Regions from separate parts of the Homo sapiens genome. Here region 2 is linked to region 1. A link is an interaction called in ENCODE POLR2A ChIA-PET data of the cell type or tissue named here. Cell type or tissue: A673. All regions are shown on one strand. Each heading gives the region's core, and the rest is flanking DNA. Links, peaks and the distances in the headings are about the cores only.

Evidence for each region. Peaks named below come from ENCODE experiments on the same cell type or tissue, not always from the same donor. Only the 100,000 strongest peaks of a DNase experiment are listed, where the experiment ranks them.
Region 2: POLR2A ChIA-PET joins it to region 1 with 8 read pairs; 2 of 35 experiments call an interaction of 5 or more read pairs at or near these places.

What each region holds. Positions count from the first base shown.
Region 1 is chr2:46,904,483-46,909,495 of GRCh38, reverse strand. MCFD2 (multiple coagulation factor deficiency 2, ER cargo receptor complex subunit) reads left to right here. Exons shown (of 4, transcript NM_139279.6): 2 at 319-473; 3 at 1,527-1,686; 4 at 3,902-5,013. The coding sequence starts at 325. The coding sequence ends at 4,033. MCFD2-AS1 (MCFD2 antisense RNA 1) reads right to left here. Exons shown (of 2, transcript NR_199007.1): 2 at 818-2,612. Among named protein-coding and RNA genes, the nearest start is that of MCFD2-AS1, 7.7 kb to the right of the region's middle. In A673, for the core only: no CTCF peak of the experiment used is centred there; no DNase peak of the experiment used is centred there.
Region 2 is chr2:46,740,489-46,757,583 of GRCh38, reverse strand. All of the region lies in intron 1 of SOCS5 (suppressor of cytokine signaling 5), which reads right to left. Among named protein-coding and RNA genes, the nearest start is that of SOCS5, 50 kb to the right of the region's middle. RefSeq lists an enhancer at 8,240-8,534. In A673, for the core only: no CTCF peak of the experiment used is centred there; a DNase peak (open chromatin) is centred at 8,393; H3K27ac peaks cover 1,431 bases.

The DNA.
Region 1 (5,013 bases), core at 14-5,013:
GAAAATATTTCTTTCAGGGGACCATAACTTCTGGGAGGCAAGAATAATCTTCCAGTCCCTTCAAGCTTTCACGTGTTGCTTGGCACTCTGCAGGCACTTCAGGAAACCTCGTGAGCCTTCCCCTGCCATTTGAGTGACTTGGAGTGCCCAGGGTCATCCCACAGTCTCAAAGCAGAGCTGGCATTGGGCCGTGTTTGACAAGCTCTCTTCCTAACCTTACTGCTTCATCAGGTTTCCCAGGATCATACCATGTCAAGCCCTGAACGAAACCTTTGCTCTGATGCTCTGCCTTCCTCTTCTGTGTTTCCCATCTCACAGATATTGATGACCATGAGATCCCTGCTCAGAACCCCCTTCCTGTGTGGCCTGCTCTGGGCCTTTTGTGCCCCAGGCGCCAGGGCTGAGGAGCCTGCAGCCAGCTTCTCCCAACCCGGCAGCATGGGCCTGGATAAGAACACAGTGCACGACCAAGAGTACGTATTCAGCCCGGGCTGTGGTCCAGTGGCCTCCCCATCATCTGCAGCTGAGCCAGCGGCAAGGGCATGCTCAGTCCTCCTTTCCTTCTTCCTGTTTCTATGGCTCCTTGACATTCTTCAAGGATGATTCTTATTCCTTATTGCCACCTATAAGTCAGGTATTCTTTTTTCATCATTGTATCACAGGTGGAAGATCTTTAGGCCCAAATGGGGCACATTACTTGTCTGAATCCGGTCTCTCCTTTTTTTCACCACAGACAGACACACACACATACAAATAGACACACAGGTACACATACACAGTCATAGTAGCAGAATCCAGAAAATAGCTAAGGTTTCTTGACTATAACAAGACCTTTTTTAAATCAACACATTCAAACATTGAATCATTTGTTGCAGCTTTTGTCTTGGGCCAGTTAGCCTCACGCATTATACTCGGTTATCCTTTGTTTTTAAGGCTGGGTGCAGTGGCTCACACCTGTAATCCCAGTGCTTTGGGAGGCTGAGGCAGGTGGATTACTTGAGCCCAGGAATTCGAGACCAGCCTAGGCAATATAGGGAAAACCTGTCTCTACTAAAAAATTGCAAAAAATTAGCTGGATGTGGCAGTACATGCCTATGGTCCCAGCTACTTGGGGGGCTGAAGTGGGAGAATCAACTGAGCTTGGGAAGTTGAGGCTACAATGAGCCAAGATCACGCTCCTGCACTCCAGCCTGGGTGGCAGAGTGAGACCCTGTCTCAAAAAAAAAAAAAAGTTTTAAAGGACATATTTTTAAATTGATGGCCTGAAAATGTTATAACAAAATTCTAATAATAAAGAGGAAAGAATACCCTAATCCTGCCAGCATAACAGATGGTCTATTTGACTTTTCCTGCTCCTCTCAAGGCCTTGTCTATCTCTGTGTAATCCTTGAGTGTGGTCTGCCACTGCTGGTGTTTGTTTTTCTGAGCTGGAGGAAGTTTAAGATCTTGAACTTTTCAGAGTCCTTAAGATTTCAGCATGATCCCAGTATCTGTCAATTGGCCTGAACCTGACTGTTGATTTTTAGGCATATCATGGAGCATCTAGAAGGTGTCATCAACAAACCAGAGGCGGAGATGTCGCCACAAGAATTGCAGCTCCATTACTTCAAAATGCATGATTATGATGGCAATAATTTGCTTGATGGCTTAGAACTCTCCACAGCCATCACTCATGTCCATAAGGAGGTAGGTCTGGCAGTGGCTTGGGGGACTGTATCACAGAAAGGCTTCCCTTTGTTAATTTGGTCCCCAGTCTTGTTGACTTGTGTTGTCCTTATGTGCCAAGAGTGCTGCTTCTCCACTGGGCATGATGGCTCGCATCTGTAATCCCAGCACTTTGGGAGGCCAAAGTGGAAGGATCACTTGAGCCAGGAGTTCAAGACCAGCCTTGGCAATATAGTGAGACCCTGTCTCTACAAAACAAACAAAACAAAAATTAAAAAATTAGCCAGGCCTGGTAGTGCATGCCCGTAGTTCTACGTACTCAGGAGGCTAAGGTGGGAGGATTGCTTGAGTCCAGGATGTCGAGGCTATAGTGAGCCATAATCATGCCACCGCACTTCAGCCTGGGCAACAGAGTGAGGCCTTGTCTCAAAAAGAGAAAAAAAGAAAAGAAAAAAAAAGGTGCTGCTGCTTCTTTCTCTTCTGTGTTCTGCCTCTTTCTGTCCAACGATCCTTCCCGCAAAGGATAACTTGCTGAGGCAGAAGTCCCAGGGCTGGGCATTTGTATCTTTAAGTGCTACAGGCATTTCTGTTACACACCAGAGTATGAGAATCAGTGCCTAAAAGACAGACCGTATTCAAACTGCAGAGCAAGGGAGAAGTTGTTTAATGGTGAATTGACACCAAGGGATTCAGGGACGTGGCAGTAATTGAGGGCTTGTGTGATACTGTATGGTGCTCCAAAGTTTCTGAAGCCCTTTCAAGTAGGTTAGAGATCTCGTTGGATCTTTGCAACATCTTGAGTAGGCAGTGGCAGGCATTGTTAATACTTCCATTTTCAGTGGTGCATGCCTGTAGTCCCAGCTACTCATGATGCTGAAGTAGGAGGATCACTTGAACCTGAGAGGTTGAGGCTGTGGCAAGCTGCGATGTTGCCACTGAATTCCAGCCTGGGCAATAGAGCGAGATCCTGTCTCAGAAAACAAAAAACAAACAAAACCCTCCCATTTTCTAGGTGAAGACACTGAAATCAAGATCTTGTGCCAGGCTAAGCACAGTGGCTCATGCCTATTATCCCAGCACTTTGGGAGGTTGAGGCAGGAGGATCGCTTGAGCCCAGGAGTTCAAGACCAACCTGGGCAGCATGGTGATATCCCGTCTCTACAAAAATTAGCTGGACATAGTGATGCTTGCCTGTAATCCCAGCTGCTGGGGTGACGGGGTGGGAGGGTAGTGGGGAGGAACACCTGAGCCTGGGAGGTCGAGGCTGCAGTGAGCTGTGATCGTGCTACTGGACTCCAGCCTGGGTGACAGAGTCAGACCCTGTCTCAAAAAAAAAAAAAAAAAAAAAAAAAAAATCCTCGTGCCTCCACATTTAATGTCATTCCCCTTCTGCCACACTGCCCTCTATAGAGAGGAAGCAAGGCAAAGTTAGCCAGGTGAGTGGGATTACATTCGCTGCTAGGAGTGCAGGTGAGGTTTGAAGGCAGCAGGGAGCATGAATGATTTTGCACAGGAGAATGGCATTGTTTAGGGAAGATCCTTGGTTGTGGGAGACAGACTGAAGGACATGAGGAGAGACTAGTGTTAGGCGGAGGAATTAGGGGTCAGCAGTCCTGGCAGATGAGGATAGTGGTGGTGACAGGAGAGGGAATGGTGAATGTGGGAGATGTGGCAAAGGAAGAACCAGCCAAGGATGTGAACAGCCTCAGCCCACTAACCCTGCTCTTGGAGCATGGGAAATACTTTCTCCTCAAAGATCATAACAGGTTCTGCTCATCGGCAGTGCCTTCTTCCTCTTGTTTTGATGCCAACTTGTTGTCCAATTCGTCACTGTTTCTATTTTATCAGGCAAATTTGTGCACAGAGCTGACCCTCAGGAGGACTGGCACTTTTCCAATTAAAGAAGAATGAGCCATAATGAAACAAATAAGCAAAAGCCTATTTTGAAGGGCCTTCTTTTAACTGGCAAATGTAATTTCTAAACTGGATTATGATAAATTGACTCAATAATACATATTCTCTCTCTATATATCTAGATTCCTAGAAGTAGCCCCATACTCCATTGAAAGTTTTTGGACACATATGAGCGTGGATATTTTGTTGTTTTGTTTTTCCTTTTTTTTTTTTTTTTTTTTAATAAACAGTGCCATGAAAGAACATGGATATTTTGGACGTTAGTTAAGCACTTCTTCCGGTAAAATGCGCAACTCATCATTGTCTAATTTGTATTTTGTAGGAAGGGAGTGAACAGGCACCACTAATGAGTGAAGATGAACTGATTAACATAATAGATGGTGTTTTGAGAGATGATGACAAGAACAATGATGGATACATTGACTATGCTGAATTTGCAAAATCACTGCAGTAGATGTTATTTGGCCATCTCCTGGTTATATACAAATGTGACCCGTGATAATGTGATTGAACACTTTAGTAATGCAAAATAACTCATTTCCAACTACTGCTGCAGCATTTTGGTAAAAACCTGTAGCGATTCGTTACACTGGGGTGAGAAGAGATAAGAGAAATGAAAGAGAAGAGAAATGGGACATCTAATAGTCCCTAAGTGCTATTAAATACCTTATTGGACAAGGGCTTGCTTCAAGCATCTGTATTAGTCTGTATTAATGCTGCTGATAAAGACGTACCCGAGACTGGGAAGAAAAAGAGGTTTACTTGGACTTACAGTTCCACATGGCTGGGGAGGCCTCAGAATCATGGCGGGAGGTGAAAGGCACTTCTTACATGGCAGCAAGAGAAAATGAGGAAGAAGCAAAAGTGGAAACCCCTGATAAGCCATCAGATCTTGTGAAACTTATTCACTATCACAAGAATAGCATGGGAAAGACTGGCCCCCATGATTCAATTACCTCCCCTTGGGTCTCTCCCACAACACGTGGGAATTCTGGTAGATACAATTTCAAGTTGAGATTTGGGTGGGGACATAGCCAAACCATATCATTCTACCCCTGGCCCCTCCAAATCTCATGTCCTCACTATTCAAAACCAATCATGCCTTCCTAACAGTCCCCCAAAGTCTTAACTCTTTTCAGCATTAACGCAAAAATCCACAGTCCAAAGTCTCATCTGAGACAAGGCAAGTCCCTTCCACCTATGAGCCTGTAAAATCAAAAGCAAGCTAGTTACTTCCTAGATACCAACAGGGGTACAGGTATTGATTAAAGACGGCTGTTCCAAATGGGAGAAATTGGCCAAAATAAAGGGGTTACAGGGCCCATGCAAGTCCGAAATCCAGCAGGGCTGTCAAATTTTAAAGTTCCAGAATAATCTCCTTTGACTCCAGGTCTCACATCCAGGTCATACTGATGCAAGAAGTGGGTTCCCATG
Region 2 (17,095 bases), core at 6,309-11,308, 160 kb after region 1:
GGAAAGGTGTCTTTAAACTTCCCAATTCTTTAATCCTGGAAGAGTTGGGAAACTGTAATAAAGTAATAGAGAAAGGCTATGATACTGTAGTACTCGCAAAAACAAAAACCAAAAACATACAATTTGGCATCTTTATTCTTGTTCCTTAAAAAAAAATCTAAAGCAGTGTATGATACTTTACAAATAAATTCTTTTAAGACTACAGTATCAACAGGCACACTGTCTAGTTCAGTAGCTAAAAGTCAACATTAGAAGAAATGGAAAAACCTAAACTTAAAATTCAATTGGTTTTGTCACATTATGATAGCAGAAAACTTTAGCTGATCTTGCCATAACTTCAACTAATTATTTTTGTCATAAACGCTTATATTTTCAAGAAGTTAACTAGGAATAAGAGAATAACAGAGAATAAACTTTCTTAGAATGAATTATAGGTCTTCCCATTAGTTTCTCACAGAAAAGGCTCTTGGACTAATGGAAACACAACACAGAAAATTAATGTCCATGATATTATAAAATGTACTTTCAGATGATTTAATTCTTTATTAAAAGCACACTGTCAGGCACATAGGAAGTTTGTACAGTAGTTGGTATATATTAGAATAAAATGTATTAGACAGAACTGTTAAATCTCAGTAAAGTCTATTTTAGAACACGGCCTCCTCTGTCTTGCAAAAATCTCTCTCGTAAGCATTTTTTATGAGGTTTACGCCATTTGAACTTCACGTGCCTTGTTATCATTTATTCTTCTTCTTAAATTAAGATTTCCGTTCCTTGCCCATAGTCCTGTTAATACAGTCGAATTCCTGCCGTATTCTTGGTGACTCCATTATCTTTGTAGATGTTCTCTTCCAATATCCTAGCCCCTTTCTAGCCTAGTTTCTTCTCATTTATTTTAAAATTAGTTTTTATTTTTACCTAATTCATATATTTGTAGTTTCAAGGTCAAATGTCACTACAAGACTCTTAACAAAAAACAGCACCACCCACCATGTGGCTACTAGAAAATTTAAAAGTAACATATGTGATTCAGGTTATATTTGTATTGAACATTACTGATGTAGAGCAAGGGCCAGCAAACCAAAGCCTGAAGGCCAAATCTGGCCTGTGGCCTGTTTTTTGAAGGGATCCCAGCTCAGAAAAATTTTTACATTTAAACATACACACACGAAGAACATCTGACAGAGACCACATGTAGTCTGCAAAGCCTAAAATATTTTCTATCTAGCCCCTTTCAGAAAAAGTTTACTGACCCTAATCCACCTATTTAAGATAAACCACATCACTCTAGACACTAGAAGAGCCATATTCAAGAAGTCCAAGAATTTAACTCTCTTCTCCGTGTTTATAAATTTTGTAGCTATCTAAAGATACTTCTCTGACATGCAAATTATACCCAAAAAATAACTTTTAAAAAGTGACCTAACCTAAAACCACTCATCTCCTTATATAGTTCTTTATAAGTTGTATGAATTAGTGTGATATGCAGAAAACATTTGTACTTGCCAGGGCACAAAATGCAGTTTCTAACACTGAACCCCCTGGTTCAGTTTCACAGAGCATGAAATTTAGTTATTTCTCTATTCTTATTCTGGAGCATGTTATCAGACTGCATCTTACTCCATGGAGAAAGATAGTTGATTTTTCTTGACATGTGAAATGTGATGTGGGCAGCTTTAATATTAGGAAGGAAAAAATACGGACAGTAATTCACAGACTAGTCGACATAACAATCAGGAAGGCATTTCAACTATCTTGGTATTAACAATGTCAGATTCGAAGTTCTTTTGTTTGTTTTGTTAAATTTTTAGAAATGTTTTTAAGATAGAGCTGAAACCCTTTGAGATCTAAATTACAACTCTACTACTTTATGGTTTTATATGAAATTATACAGGGCTAAAAAAAGCGTTAAATTTCAATTGCATTGATTCTAGAATAAAAGTTTATCATCCATTACAATCTCTTACATTTCTACACATGCTTAGCTGTTCTTAAAACTATCCAAAGCAAATTTCTAAAAAGTTATTCTTTCCTCGAAGGAATAATAATTTAAAACTGATTTTATAATGCTTTTGGAAGTTAAATAGCTTTTGTTGAAAAATTATATTTAACTGGATAAGCTACAAATTAGAATTATGGAAAATTAGGTCAAATTCTATCACTACATAAGTTTACATATATAAAAATGAAATAGTACAGTCAATGGTCCTTCTTAATGCCAACTAGTATCTATTACAAAATTTACACAAAACAAAATAATTGAAATAATTCCCAGGAGTTTATTTCAATGGGACTTAACCCATGCTTTATGAGAAATAAATTAAGTTTAACATGTTTTAAGAATACATTGAGAGAGAACTATTATACTTACCTAATTATGTTATATTGTTAAAATATACAGTTATAACATAACAGTTATATTCTTAATGCTGAATGCCATAAAGACGAAGAATGTGACAACTCAAATCCTTCCTCTTCTTCAGTCTATCTAGACTTCTCAGCTGTAACACCTTTCCAATAGAAAGTCCTTCAGTTACAGTAACAAAAATTGGGACAGGTAGACTGATTAAAAGTATTTCTGTATCAAATTCAGGCACAAGAGGCAGTTTAGGAGACAAGTTTTGATTGATATTTTGGTGGCATTTCAATAATTTTTAGAAAAAGATAATACGTTTGACAGTAAAACTGACCCAGAATTTCAGGAATGTGTGGCTGTCATAACTACAGCTTCTTAAAATAATCTAAGAATCCTCTGGCCTTTTAAAAATGATTTATTTTTAATTGTTATTTACACGTCATATTGTGACAGGATCTATTATTATCTAATTGGATGGCCATTTATCCTTTATACTGTTATTTAATATTAGGTTGAACCATATAAAATTGCTATTTTGTGGGTAAAAAATAAACATATAATTCAACCTTAGAGTTACACTATTACAGTGTACATGATATATTAATACAGTAGACCATGTACACTCAAAAAGAGGTGCAGTCCTCTAATCTAGTATACCCAGACACTTCCAGTTCCCAGCAGTGAGTTACACTTTTAGTTATGTTAGGTTCCAAACCTGTTCATGCCATTTATATTAGTGTAACTATGTGATTTAATTAAATGTCAACTAACCTAATGAAGTATGGAAGAGTGGGGAGTTTTATAAAGTTGAATGACTCTGAAATACTCAATAAAAGTGAAATACTTCTGCTGCTGAATTAGGTAGAGGCCAAGAAAATAGTTCAAAGAAATGGAAAAAATATTGTAAAGATCTATAAGGATTTTAAGCTAAGAATTCATCTGAAGAGCCTAAATTCTTGTTCTACTTAAAAAACCCAAACTGGAATCTTACATGATACATTATGGGCATGGCTTCCCCAATACAGACAATATGGATCTATAACTAGTAGACCTACTCTGAAAGAAAAGGCCTTGGCTCTTTCAGAGGTGTTTGAACCAGAGCAACCCCATCTTGAATAGGGGCTGGGAAAAATAAGGCTGAGACCTACTGGGCTGCATTCCTAGGGGGTTAGGCATTCTAAGTCACAGGATGAGACAGGAGGTTGGCACAAGATACAGGTCACAAAGACCCTTGATAAAACACAGATTGTGTTAAAGAAGCCAGTTAAAACCCACCAAAACCAGATGACAACCGAAGTGACCTCTGGTCGTCCTCACTGCTCATTATACATTAATTATAATGCATTAGGATGTTAAAAGACACTCCCACCAGCACCATGACAGCTTATAAATGCCACAGCAATGTCAGGAAGTTACCTTACATGGTCTGAAAAGGGGAGGAACCTTCAGTTCCAGGAATTGCCCACCCCTTTCCCGGAAAACTCATGAATAACCCACCCCTTGTTTAGCATATAATCAAGAAATACCATAAGTATACTCAGTCAAGCAGTCCATGCTGCTGCTCTGCCTATGGAGTAACCATTATTTTATTCCTGTGCTTTCTTAATAAACTTGCTTTCTCTTTTCTGTATTGACTCACCCTGAATTCTTTGTTGCGCAAGGTCCAAGAACCCTCTCTTGGGGTCTGGATCGAACCCCTTTCTGATAACAGCTTCTTAATCAAAAGACTGGCAAATGAACATAGTTATATTCTTAAAATTAGAATAAACTACTTAAGGTATGTATCCCTTCTATGATGTATTGCTTTATTAGACTTTACAGACAACTGGTTCTGACTGAATCAGATAAGCCTTCCTTAACAATCATAATTAAAATTTGTAGTAGTACCAGGATTGAGTAGCAAGTAACAAAGTCCTAAAGATAACAGGGAAACGTGACCTAGTTTCGGGGTTGGGGAGCAAGGAAGACTTTTCTGAGGAGGTGATGTTTCAAAATTTTATCCTGAAGGATAAGAAGAAATGAATCAGGACAATGTACTATAGGCAGAGGGAACAGCATTTGCAAAAGTCCTGAAGCAGAAATGAGCATGACATGAACAATGGCTGAAGTTAACACAACCCAGTGAGTGAAGGGAAGTGTGTCAAGATGAAGTTGGAGAGGTAAGCCTCATAATCCATGATAAGAGAGCAAGGGTGGATGCTGATATGGCACTGAAGACTACTGCAGGAGTCCAAGCAAGCACCTGACTAGGATGGTGATAGGAGAGATGGCTATGAGATGTTCAGATGTCAAATCTATAGGATTGAAGATCAATTGAAAATGGGAAATGAGGAGAGAGTGGTATTGAAAATGACACTAGGAGTCTTGCTTAGGCAAATGCATGAATAGAGATGCTGTTTCAGAGAGAAAACACGAAATAAAACAGTTTTGTCAGGTAGGGGTTTGAAGACAGTCAACAAATTGAATTTTTAAAATGTTGCTGTTGTGGCTGTCATGGAGATATGTAAGTAAATGATAATTAGTCCATTAGTATACATTCATACAGTGGAGCACTATATAGCAGAAATGATCAACTATAGCTACTTGTATCAATATAAAATGTAACACTCAAAACATAATGCTTAGAGAAAGAAATTATAAGAGATGAATATATCCATTATGAAACAATTTACCTTTTAAACAAGCAAACCCCCAAATATATTGTTTAGGTATACATACATATATAATAAAGATACAAAAGCAAGGGGATGTCAGCAAAGTTAGGATAATGGTTGCCTATTATGGGGAAGGGTAGAGAATTAGAAGAGGCACTCAGAGACTTCTAAAACAGCAGTCCCCAACCTTTTTGGCACCAGGGACTGGTTTCATGGAAGGTTTTAGGATGAAACTGTTCCACCTTATATCATCAGGCATTAGTTAAGAGTCTCATAAGGAACACGCAACCTAGATCCCCTGTGCGCAGTTCACAACAGGGCTGAATCCTATGAGCATCTAATGCTGCCGCTGACTAGACAGGAGGTAGAGCTCAGGTGGTAATACTCGCCGAAAAAAAAAAAAAAGAACAAAACACTGAACTAAATAGGTTTCTCTAATGTGGTACAGGGTTCAGCAAACATTTTCTCCAAAAGGCCAGGCAGTAAATGTTTTAGGTTTTGTGGGCCGTACAGTCTCTATGGCAACTACTGAACTCTGCCACTGTAGCCTGAATGCAGCCATAGGCAACATGCAAGTAAATAAGCATAGCTGCATGCCAATATAACCTTATTTATGGTCAGTGATACTTAAATTTCATATAATTTTCCCTTGTCACAAAATATTATTCTTCTGATTTTCATTAACCATTTAAAAACATAAAATCCATTCTTAGTTCATGGTGGGCTATACAACAACCAGTGGTGGGCCAGATTTTGCCCATACGCCATAGTTTGCCAACCCCTGATGTACTACATAAAACATTTAAGATTATGTTTACCAAATCTAACAGTCATTCTATGGAACAGTTTGAAGATCAATACTCTAAGATTATCATCTTAAGTGCATTAAGTAAATGGATGATCACTAGAGCATGAAGTTATAAAATAGAAAACTTTCTTAGAAAAATAATATACACACAGAATAATTAAAATACTCCAGAAATATTTTAAAAAATCTAACCCTCACTTGAAGTCCCACCACCTAGAGATAATCACTGTTAATATTCTGGTGAGTATCTTTCCACATGTTTTCTTTTATGCAAAACCTGTACATAATCTTCTCTTATAATAAAAAAAAACACTTGCATGTCTGTGTCTACATTCCTTTTTATTTCTTATAAAGTGTATTTTTTTTTAAGTAAACTATGTCAGAGATGGAATCAGACTAGCAAAAGAGAAAAACCTCTGGCAATTACATTTTTTAACAGTAAATCTAAGATTCTTTGAAGTGAGTAATCAAAGAAATAAAACTCTGGAAAAAAGCTGAATCTTGAAAAAAGAGTAATAATCTTGACAGTAATGGCTGTGATGACAATTTACATTATTGGGGGCTAACAATGTACCAGGCTCTGACATAAGCATTTTACTTCTCCCAACAACCCTACGAGTAATAATTATCTTAATTTTATAGATGTAGAAACCGATATATCTGAGAGATTAATAACAACTTGGACTTCAATTTCTTCTATTATTATTTGGTCTATTCAGCTTCTCTACCTCTTTTTGAGTCAATTTTAGAACAGTATATTAATTATTCTAAGTCCAAGTACAATAGTGTCATTAAGTTCTTTAAAACTTCAGAGGATACATCATATCCATATTTTGAATTATTGGAGAACATAAAAAGATGGAATATATCTCAAATTATTATACAAACTCAGCATCACTCCAACATGAAAAGTTGACAGAGGTAGCACATGCATACTCAAAAGAAAATTTCTAGCCTATTCTATTTTAATTGTAATGAAACAATACTCTGACCAAAAGAATCTCAAGTATATTCATGGGCCTACCAACAATGTTTCGGTATCTGTACTTTAAATGCCTATCAACTATTAAACCCATGACCCTTGTGTAGGCCTGTATACCGCTCAGAAATGTTCTGGTATTATTGTAACAAATGGTTCTATATTAGTAAGTTCTACTGCTTCTCTGAATACTACTTTTAATTATATGGTCAGTTAAGAATGTATTTTGTAATCAGATGCCTAATTTCAAGGGATGGAGTTTAATAAGTTCTTGTATTTTTCTCTGTACATTAATATAGTGGTCCATTTTTAAAAAGAAGAAAAAAGAAGACACAGAACCAAATTAAGAGTCATGTGTGATACAGTCCCTGCAATCCTACTCTCCAAAAAAGACAATTTTAGGGCTATTTCTTTTTCTAATTAAAAAAAAAGTAAGTATTTAATTTTACATTTCCAGTTCCTAAGTTTTATCCACACAATTCTAACTTCTGGTATCACGTAGGAGGGCACGCCGAGCCTAGCAGAAATCTTATTCTTAAGCCCAAATCTCACGTACAGATACTGCCTATGCTTTGCTTAGGGCACCAGAATGAAAAGCGGATAGGCAATAAAACAATCAAACATTTGGGAGGCAGGAGCAGAAAGGATGAATTCCAGCATTACCATTTAAGAATCCTATAACCTTGAATGTCTTTCTTCATATTTCTGAACCTAAATTAGCCCCTTGGTACAATGACGATAATATCTACCTTATGGGTTGGATGTGATGATAGAAATAATATACATAAAATGGCTCATAGGAGATATTCAAAAGACAGAGAGGTTTTAAAAATGTTACCAGTATTATCTAGCATCTTTAGCTTTTCTCTCTTTTAAAAAATACTTCTTTCTTTCAGTTCTTCTGGGTCATGCCACAAATGTCACTTTCCTATGTACAGTATCTGCCAGAGTGAAAGTTCTATCCATGACTCCAACTTCCATATTATATCCTAAGAAACACTATGGACATTTCAATGTTCCTAAGCCATTGACTCTACAGCTCATCTACAAAAACTAAGGATAGCTAATCTGTACAGTACTGGGTAAGGTCCGGGAACACAGTCCTTATTCATTTGGAGGGGCTTCTGATTCTTTTTTAGTCTATAAAACACTACCACAATTTAAATTTTGCTCTATAGATACTGTACACTAGAGAAGCCTAAAATCCTAAGAGGTTATGCTTCATTTTCTTATGGGGAAAATATCTTATGTAATATACTAACAAATACACGATTCATCAAAATGTTTCTTATTTGGCCAGCATTATTGGCAGACTGTGGTATAACACAAACAACATAAGCCTTAGATTTAGCAGGACCTAAAATCAAATTCAAGCTCCCACTAGCTGTGTTAGAGACCTAAGTCTCGGCCTTTCCAGGATAACATGACATAAGGTAAAAACAACTAAGTATATAATAGGGCGACAAAAATCATAGCTTCTGATATACAACCAATCCAAAGCATGTTAGTTCATGTTAGTGACAGTAACAAAAAGTAAGGCTGTTTTATGACTAGGGAGAGATTATTGCTGAGTCAGTTCTGCATTGATATCCCATCTCCAGGGAGACTACTTCCGTTAGGCAAACCAACTTAGTAAAGTAAATAACATTTTACTCAGCATTATAACCACATGTGACTAGTACTGTCAGCACTGCCTCTACTGATCATGCTTACTAGAGCACAGGGCATCAATGCTTCCCACAAATCTCCCTTAATATAAAAGGTGGTTAAATATAAACAAAAATACCAACAAAGTAAAACAACTCTCAGTTGAGGAATTTAGCAGACAGCTTAATCCAGAAAAGAGTCTCTGATTAGGGGAACTACTTAACAGTGAGCTCATTATGATTCTGCTAATAATTTACAAATAATATTCAGTTACCAATGGTAAGTGAGCAAATGGAATCTGCACCATTTCCTTCTCTAGGGAGGATAACCACTTTATAACCCCAGCAGTTTAGATCAAGTATCACAAGAAATATGAAGACTCTAAGGACTAAAATAAATAAAATAATGTTTTGATAATAACAACTTTTTTACTTTTTATCTAAAACTGCTTAGAATACATTTACTAATCTTTAACAAACTTAAAAGATACTACTGTCTCCTATGCCAAATTTTAGCTCTAAAAAAAACTAATGGAAAATAATTTGACAACTTGTAATGAATCCAAGAAAGAAACAAAGAAAGAAACTGATCAGGACAATGCGTGCCCCTTTTTGGATCTACCCTCCCTGACACCATAAGAAAAAGGAAAATTTGTCCAGACACAGTGGCTCATGCTTATAATCCCAACACTTTTGGAGGCTGAGGCAGGAGGATCGCTTGAGCCCAGGAGTTTGAGACCAGCCTGAGCAACAGACAGACCCTGTCTCTACAATAAGATTTTCTAAAATTAGCCAGGCCAAGTGGCATGCATCTGTGGTCCCAGCGACTCATGAGGCTGAGGTGGGAGGATTGCTGGAACCTGGGAGGCTGAGGCTGCAGTGAGCCAAGTTCGTACCACTGCACTCCAGCCTGGGTGACAGAGTGAGACTGTGTCAAAAAAAAAAAAAAAAGAAAAAGAAAAGAGAAAAGACAATGGAAACATCTTAAAATTAGTCTTTAGCAGGATATTTGAGAAGGGTATCGGGAGAAGTAAAGGCAAATAAGGATAACTTTTAATCACGTAAGAAAACAAATGTAGAGAAGCATGTTGAACAAAATCATCAACTAGAAACTCCAAGTAATACAGCTTAGTTTTGGTTTTACCAATTAGCATGTAACATACAAATTTAGTTTTTAGAAATAGGACAATCAAGAAATCTTTAGTTTATTAACAACTAAAATTAAACCTAACCTATCAAAAGCTCAGAATCTGAAAAGATTTTTTAAATATTCATTTTAACATTTGCTGAGTACCACATGTGGACAATATGACGATAAAGTTCAAGCTCTCAGATGTAAATATTTAAAGCTCTTTCTCTATGCCTATTTACTCTAAATTGACCTTCAATTTAAGCAAACTTTATTTGCTAGACACCAAGGGCATAGCAGCTTAGAAACTGCAAATTAGAAGGGTTGGGGATGTGGTTATAGAGGAGTACTACGTGTAAGTACAATGACCACAGGAAGAGAAGAACAAAGAAACCTTAAAAAGTGTAACAGCCCAGGGCCACAGACTACATGGACACATTATGCAAGACATAAAAAAGGGAACACATGGAGATATAAAACAGATTTAAAAGAGACTAGCCGGGCATAGTGGCTCATGCCTGTAATCTCAGCACTTTGGGAGGCCAAGGCAGACAGACTGCTTGAGCCCAGGAGTTTGAGACCAGCCTGGGCAACAAGGCAAAACCCTGCCTCTATATACAAAAGTTAGCCAGGTATGGTGGTGTGCGCCTGTGGTTCCAGTTACTCTGGAGGCTGAGGTGGGAGGATCACTTGAGCCCAGGAGGTAAAGGCTGCAGTGAGCTGTGACTGCACTATCACACTCCAGCCTGACCAACAGAGCAAAATCCTGTCTCAAAAAAAAGTAAGAGACCACTATGAACAACTGTAAGCAAATAAATTTAAAAACTAAGAAGAAATGACTAGATTTTTAGAAAAACATAAATTACCAAAACTGACTCAAGAAGAAATTAAAAATCAGTAGCCGTTAAAGACTTTGAATCAGTAATTAAAATCTTTGCTCAAGGAAAACACCAGCCCATGCAAACTGTTCTAGGCAGAAGAAACAAATCTGTCTAGCAACCTTGATATGTAATCACTGATGGCCAGAACAAGAGATCAAAAGAGATGCAACAGCCAGCTCAATAAGGCAAAAAAAAAAAAAAAAAAAAAGAAATAAAGTCATGCAAATTGGAAAAGAGAAAATAAAACTCCATTTTCTGATGATGTGATTGTCTACATAGCAAACCCTAAGGAATCTTAAAAAAGAAAGAAAAGTAAACTAAGTGAGTTTAGCAGGGTCACAGGATACAAGATCAACACACAAAGATCAATTACATAACTATATACCGTACTAACAACAAACATGTAGAAACCAAAATTAAAAGAGATGTAACAAAAATATATAACCTTAAAGGAGACAGGCTGATGGGATCTTTTTTTTTTTTTGAGATGGAGTCTCTGTCGCCCAGGCTGGAGTGCAGTGGTGCAATCTCGGCTCACTGCAACCTCTACCTCTCAGGTTCACACCATTCTCCTGCCTCAGCCTCCCGAGTAGCTGGGACTACAGATGTCCGCCACCACGCCTGGCTAATTTTTTGTATTTTTACTAGAGACGGGTTTTCACCGTGTTAGCCAGGATGGTCTCAATCTCCTGACCTTGTAATCCACCCACCTCGGCCTCCCAAAGTGCTGGGATTACAGGCGTGAGCCACCCGGCCCTGATGGAATATTTCTATACTCCAAAGGAGAAGATTCAAATGGCAGGAGAGAAAACATGCTAGATATTCTAGAGTTACCACTGCCTTTGTACTTACTCTGGGGAGTGGTGAATAATAAGAATGTGAGTCTATAGCCTACTTCACAACCATATTGGGCCTATCCCTCTTCTCCATCTCCACTGCCCCCTAACAGGTTCAGTCTTCATCATTTGCATGGATGAATCAGATGCCTAAACAGTCTACCTTTCTCCACCCTCACTCCCTTCTGGAGCATCCTTCATAATATTGATCCCAGGATTTCAAGCATCAGAGAAAAAAAAAAAACTCAAAGGGCTCCGTGTCTGGCTACCTCCTCCACCCTTTAAAAACTGGGAAGAAAAAGTACAGCAAAACAACAGTTAACGGTATTATAATTTAGGAATATTGAGATAATATAGTTGGAATTATGCCATCTGGAGAATGAAGGTGATCAAATGTTTGTTTTTACATATACAGAGACCCTTTCTTTAAAAATGGGAATTCTGACTGGCCGCTCTTCAATCCTTCTAAAGACCAAGACAAAGAAACTCTCAGGAAAAAATTAAATTTCAAATGGTTAAAAAGGTAAATAAACAATCGAAAGAGATTTGTGCAGAGTCTTTCATGGGAAATGTTAAAGAGGATAAACAACCCTCTGTCTCTAGCCAGCCCAGGTAGTCCTTCCTCTACAAGCAACTCAATTAGCTAACCTCAAAGATCTGTGATTTTTCTTTTAATATTAGAATTTTTAAAATAAGCACAGCATTCCACAAATGGAATCCAGTTATTTAAGGTCTAACATAGCACAACAGTTACAACTAATTCTGATCATACTCCTCTCCAATTAAATAAAAGAAAAATCCTAATGTATAATACTGAGTTATTTAAATAGTCTCATACTCCATAGCTAGACATGTTTTTGATCAGGTACAATTTTATGTTCAATTTAAACAATGTAAATGTAGTGTCAGCTACAAAAATATGTAATCAAAGAAATGCTATTCTTCCAACACAAACTTTCCCTTTCCTGTCTCCCCCTAAAAGAACTTCTACACAGTTTAAGGTATAGTCATTTCCCATAAACATGGCTTAAAATTGAGACTTCTTTTGCAGATAAAGAAAAGCAGGTTTAAACAGTCTCAAAGATGAACTGGTAGTTTAAAGCAGAATTCTCAATATTCTTTGATAAGGATGTAGTGCTACATTAATATCCCCAAAATTCTTAAGACATTCTCTGAAATCTGAAATGAATTAAGACTTACTATTAAACAGTTTGCATCATAATTGTTTGAAGCATAGTGGGTAAAAATCCTTTGTTATTGCTTGCAGGTCAATCCTGGAAATCCACTTAAATGGGATAATTCTACATCTTGTTATACAGATTTTCTAATTTTCACAATAAAATATAAAACTTTCCAGGGGCAATACTTAGATCTAGTATGGATGAACCATTCCACAACTATTTCCCAAGCACTAAATAGAAACCACAAATAGACATAAAATAAAATTGGGTCAAAAATCTCGATTACAGCCGGGCGCGGTGGCTCACGCATGTGAGCCCTGCACTTTGGGAGGCTGAGGTGGGCGGATCACCGGAGGTCAGGAGTTTGAAACCAGCCTGGCTAACATGGTAAAACCCCGTTTCTACTAAAAATACAAAAAATTAGCGGGCATGGGGGCATGCGCCTGTAATCCCAGCTACTCAGGAGGCTGAGGCAGGAGAATCACTTGAACCTGGGAGGCAGAGGTTGCAGTGAGCCAAGATAGTGCCATTGCACTCCAGCTTGGGCAACAAGAGCAAAACTCCATCTCAAGAAAAAAAAAAAAAGTCTTTATTATTTTGAAAGAACTAGTTTGGAAATATCTCACCACCCACACTGATTTTCTATGTTCTAACTGTAATCAAATTACTTCACCACAAAGATATATATGTGGTTTGTATTATTTTGGCTCCCTACACAAATACTTTACCAGAATTACAACTTAATGTTATGCTCTCAACTTCTTAAGAGTTTATCAAATAAGTGGTCTTATATTATTCCACGTTCTATAAAAATGGTATCAAAGGGCTGGGTGTGGTGGCTCATGCCTGTAATCCCAGAACTTTGGGAGGCCGAGGCAGGCGGATCACTTGAGGTCAAGAGTTCACAATCTGCCTGACCAACACGGTGAAACCCCATCTCTACTGAAAATACAAAAATTAGCCAGGTGTGGTGGTACATGCCTGTAATCCCAGCTACTAGGGAGGCTGAGGGAGGAGAATCGCTTGAACCCAGGAGGGGGAGGTTGCAGTGAGCTGAGATTGCGCCACTGCACTCTAGCCTGGTGGACAGAGTGAGATGCCTTCTCAAAAAAAAAAAGAAAGAAAATAGTATAAAAGACATCATCCCTGATATAAAGACCCACACAAAAAAATTCTTCTTTGACTTTACTGCCAAGGTTTCTCTTTAAAAAACTGATATGCTTCCTTTATGTAGAAAATGAGAAAAATATAACTCATTGTGTGTCTCCTTTTTTCCTATTACCAACAGAAAATACAAATGGAAGGCCTTTGTTTAAATTTCAGACATATTTGGAGATGCCCCCCAGTCCCTTGTATGACGCTTAATCAATTATCATTATACTAAATGTTCAAGTATACATATGTTTGCCAGAGGCATGTGAACCATACTGAGTAGGGGTTGGGTAAAATGAGGCTGAGACCTACTGGGCTGTATTCCTAAATGGTTAAGGCATTCTAAGTCACAGGATGAGATAGGAGGTCAGCACAAAATACAGGTCATAATGACCTTGCTGAGAAAACAGGCTGCATGACAGAAGCCAACCAAAACCCACCAAAACCAAGAAGGCCACAAGAGTGATCTCTGGTCATCCTCACTGTTACACTCCCACCAGTGCCATGACAGGTTACAAATGCCATGGCAATGTCAGGAAGTTACCCCATATGGTCTAAAAAGGGAGGCATGAATAATCCACCCCTTGTTTAGCATATCATTAAGAAATAACCATAAAAATGGGCAACCAGCAGCCCACGGGGCCGCTCTATGGAAGAGCCATTCTTTTATTCCTTTAACTTATTAATAAACTTGCTTTCACTTTACTCTATGGACTCACCCTGAATTCTTTCTTGCGCAAGACTCAAGAACTTTCTCTTGGGGGTCTGGATCGGGACCCCTTTCCTGTAACATGTTGAATATAATACATATATGCAGTGGAAGGAGGGAGGAAGTAGATGAAAAACTCATAAAAAGTTAACAGTCAAGTTTTCTGAAACTAAAAAACTATACTTTGGGGCCTAAAATTGAGTAATCTCAAATGTTCCCATAAGATGAATGGGTAAGAATTTCATCGGATTGTAAAAACATAAACCTTCCATTAAAAAAGTAGTAAACAGGCCAGGCGTGGAACCTCATGCCTGTAATCCCAGCACTTTGGGAGGCCAAGGTGGGCAGGTCACAAGGTCAGGAGTTCTAGACTAGCCTGGCCATCATGGTGAAACCCCGTCTCTACTAAAAATACAAAAATTAGCCAGGTATAGTGGTATGTGCCTGTAATGTGAGCTACTCGGGAGGCTGAGGCAGAAGGATCGCTTAAACCTGGGAGGCAGAGGATGCAGTGAGCCGAGATCGCGCCATTGCACTCCAGCCTGGGTGACAGAGCGAGACTCTGTCTCAAAAAAAAAGAAGTAGTAAACATAAAAAAACTTATGACTTCTCAAATAAAAGATGGGAAGGTGTACTTAAGCAAAATGCTGAAGCAATAAACCAAAAGGCAATGATCAAAAGACTAAATGACATAAAATTTAAGATTTCTGTATATCAAAAAATGTCATAAACAAAGGTAAATGATAAGCTGAATAAAACATTTTCAACATATGACATATGGAAACGACATGATACATGACAATGTTGTCATATGTTGAAAATTAATATATATATTTTATAAGAAAAAGATATGCCAGACACAGTGGTGTGCGTCTACAGACCAGCTACTAAGAAGGTGGGGGTGGGGGTGGGGGTATGGAGAGGATGCTTGCTTGAGCCCAGGACCTCAAAGTCCAGCCTAGGCAACAAAGCAAGACCTGTCTCTATTTAAAAAAGAAAAGAAGACAAAGAAAATGGTAAAACACAACAACTCAATTAAAAAACAGCAAAGGATATCTCTAGAATAATCACAAATCAGATGTATACTTGGCCAATAAAGGTCATTCTTGGAATTTGTCAAAGACATCCAAATTAAAATGTGATACAAATTTATCACTTATCAACCTGTCAAAGTTTGTTTTTATTTCTTTTACATTTTAATGGTACTATCTAGCATGGGTATTGAGAAAGTAGCATTGTCACACACTAATGTGAGAACATAGATCCACATGACGTTTCAGAAAGGAAATTGTATATTATGTACTAAAGCTTGAAAACTATGCACATCTTTCTATCTAAGGCTTCCCAATTAGAAATTTATTCCAAGAACATAATCAGATAAGGATGGAGATTTATATGCAGGAAATATTCATCATAGCATTAGTTATATTAGGAAAAAATTGGCAATAATCATATTGCTCAGTGAATAGAAGAATGGTTAAATAAATTCTGGTGCCTTTACATGCTGAAATAATAGACATAAAAAACCATGTTTCTGGGGCATTTAATATTCTGGTAATGTTCATGATATTAAATAAAAATGGTTATAAAATAGTACAACTAAACAGACCTCAACACACATCTATATCACAAACATTTTTTAAAAAATATAGTTAGGAAATATCACTGTGGTTATTTCTGGATAGTTTCTATTTATTGTAATTTCATTTTTTTTCTTTGTTGTACTTTCCAAAATATTAGATTCAATATTTTTAAAATGTTATTTAAAAAGGAAGTAGATCTTGGGGCCAGGTGCAGTGGCTCACGCCTGTAATCCCAACACTTTGGGATTTGTAAAAATACAAAAATTAGCCCGGCATGGTGGCGCACGCTTGTAATCCCAGCTACTTGGACATTGAGGTAAAAGAATCACTTGAACCTGGGAGGTGGAGGTTGCAGCGAGCTGAGATCGCACCACTGCACTCCAGCCTGAGTGGTAGAGCGAGACTCCGTTTCAAATAAATAAAAGAAAAAGGAAGTCGATCTTGAAAAAGATCAATCTAATTTCATATTATAAACTCAAAGATATATGCAAAATGCAGAAGAAATGAATAATGAAATATTTTAAAAACTTTTTAAAGATGAAGCAACGGTGAGGAAGGGAAGAGACACAAATAAATGGTGGGTTACAGGGGCAGAGAACACAATCAATGGAGAAAGGAATCGCAAATACAGGTCTCCACTCAAGCCAGCGTGACTTTCTCAAACAGTATTAGGAATTAGTGGTAAGTAATATCACTAATGAATTTCAACTCATTTATGAGTCTCTTCTGGTTGCAAGGTTCTGACATACTCAAATGTGGGTGTGTATGGCTGAGGAAGGATCCTGATTAATAAGCACGGATTTGATAAGGAAAACAGGTCAGAAGTCCAAGAACAAAATCAGTGACACAAGTGGGTCTGGGCCTCAAGGATACTGGGACTGAGAAGGGTCTGGTTCCAGAGCTTCCCTAGGAAGCAGCAAGAGGAGCAGTAGGCAGTGGCAGATCCTCATTCTAGAACTCTGGTTCTTACTGGGACCCAGCAACTCCCTGGGTATCAGCTTTAGATATGTGATTTACCTCCAGCCACCAGCTGGTATCTCTGCTTCTAGACTCTGTATTCTTCTTCTTCCTCACAGGTGCCACTTTCTCATACCTTTTGCTAATTCTTGATCTATCACAGGCCCCTCCTATCTCTCTCTTGATTTTTCAAATTCTGCTTCCAATACTTAACTGCCAATCTC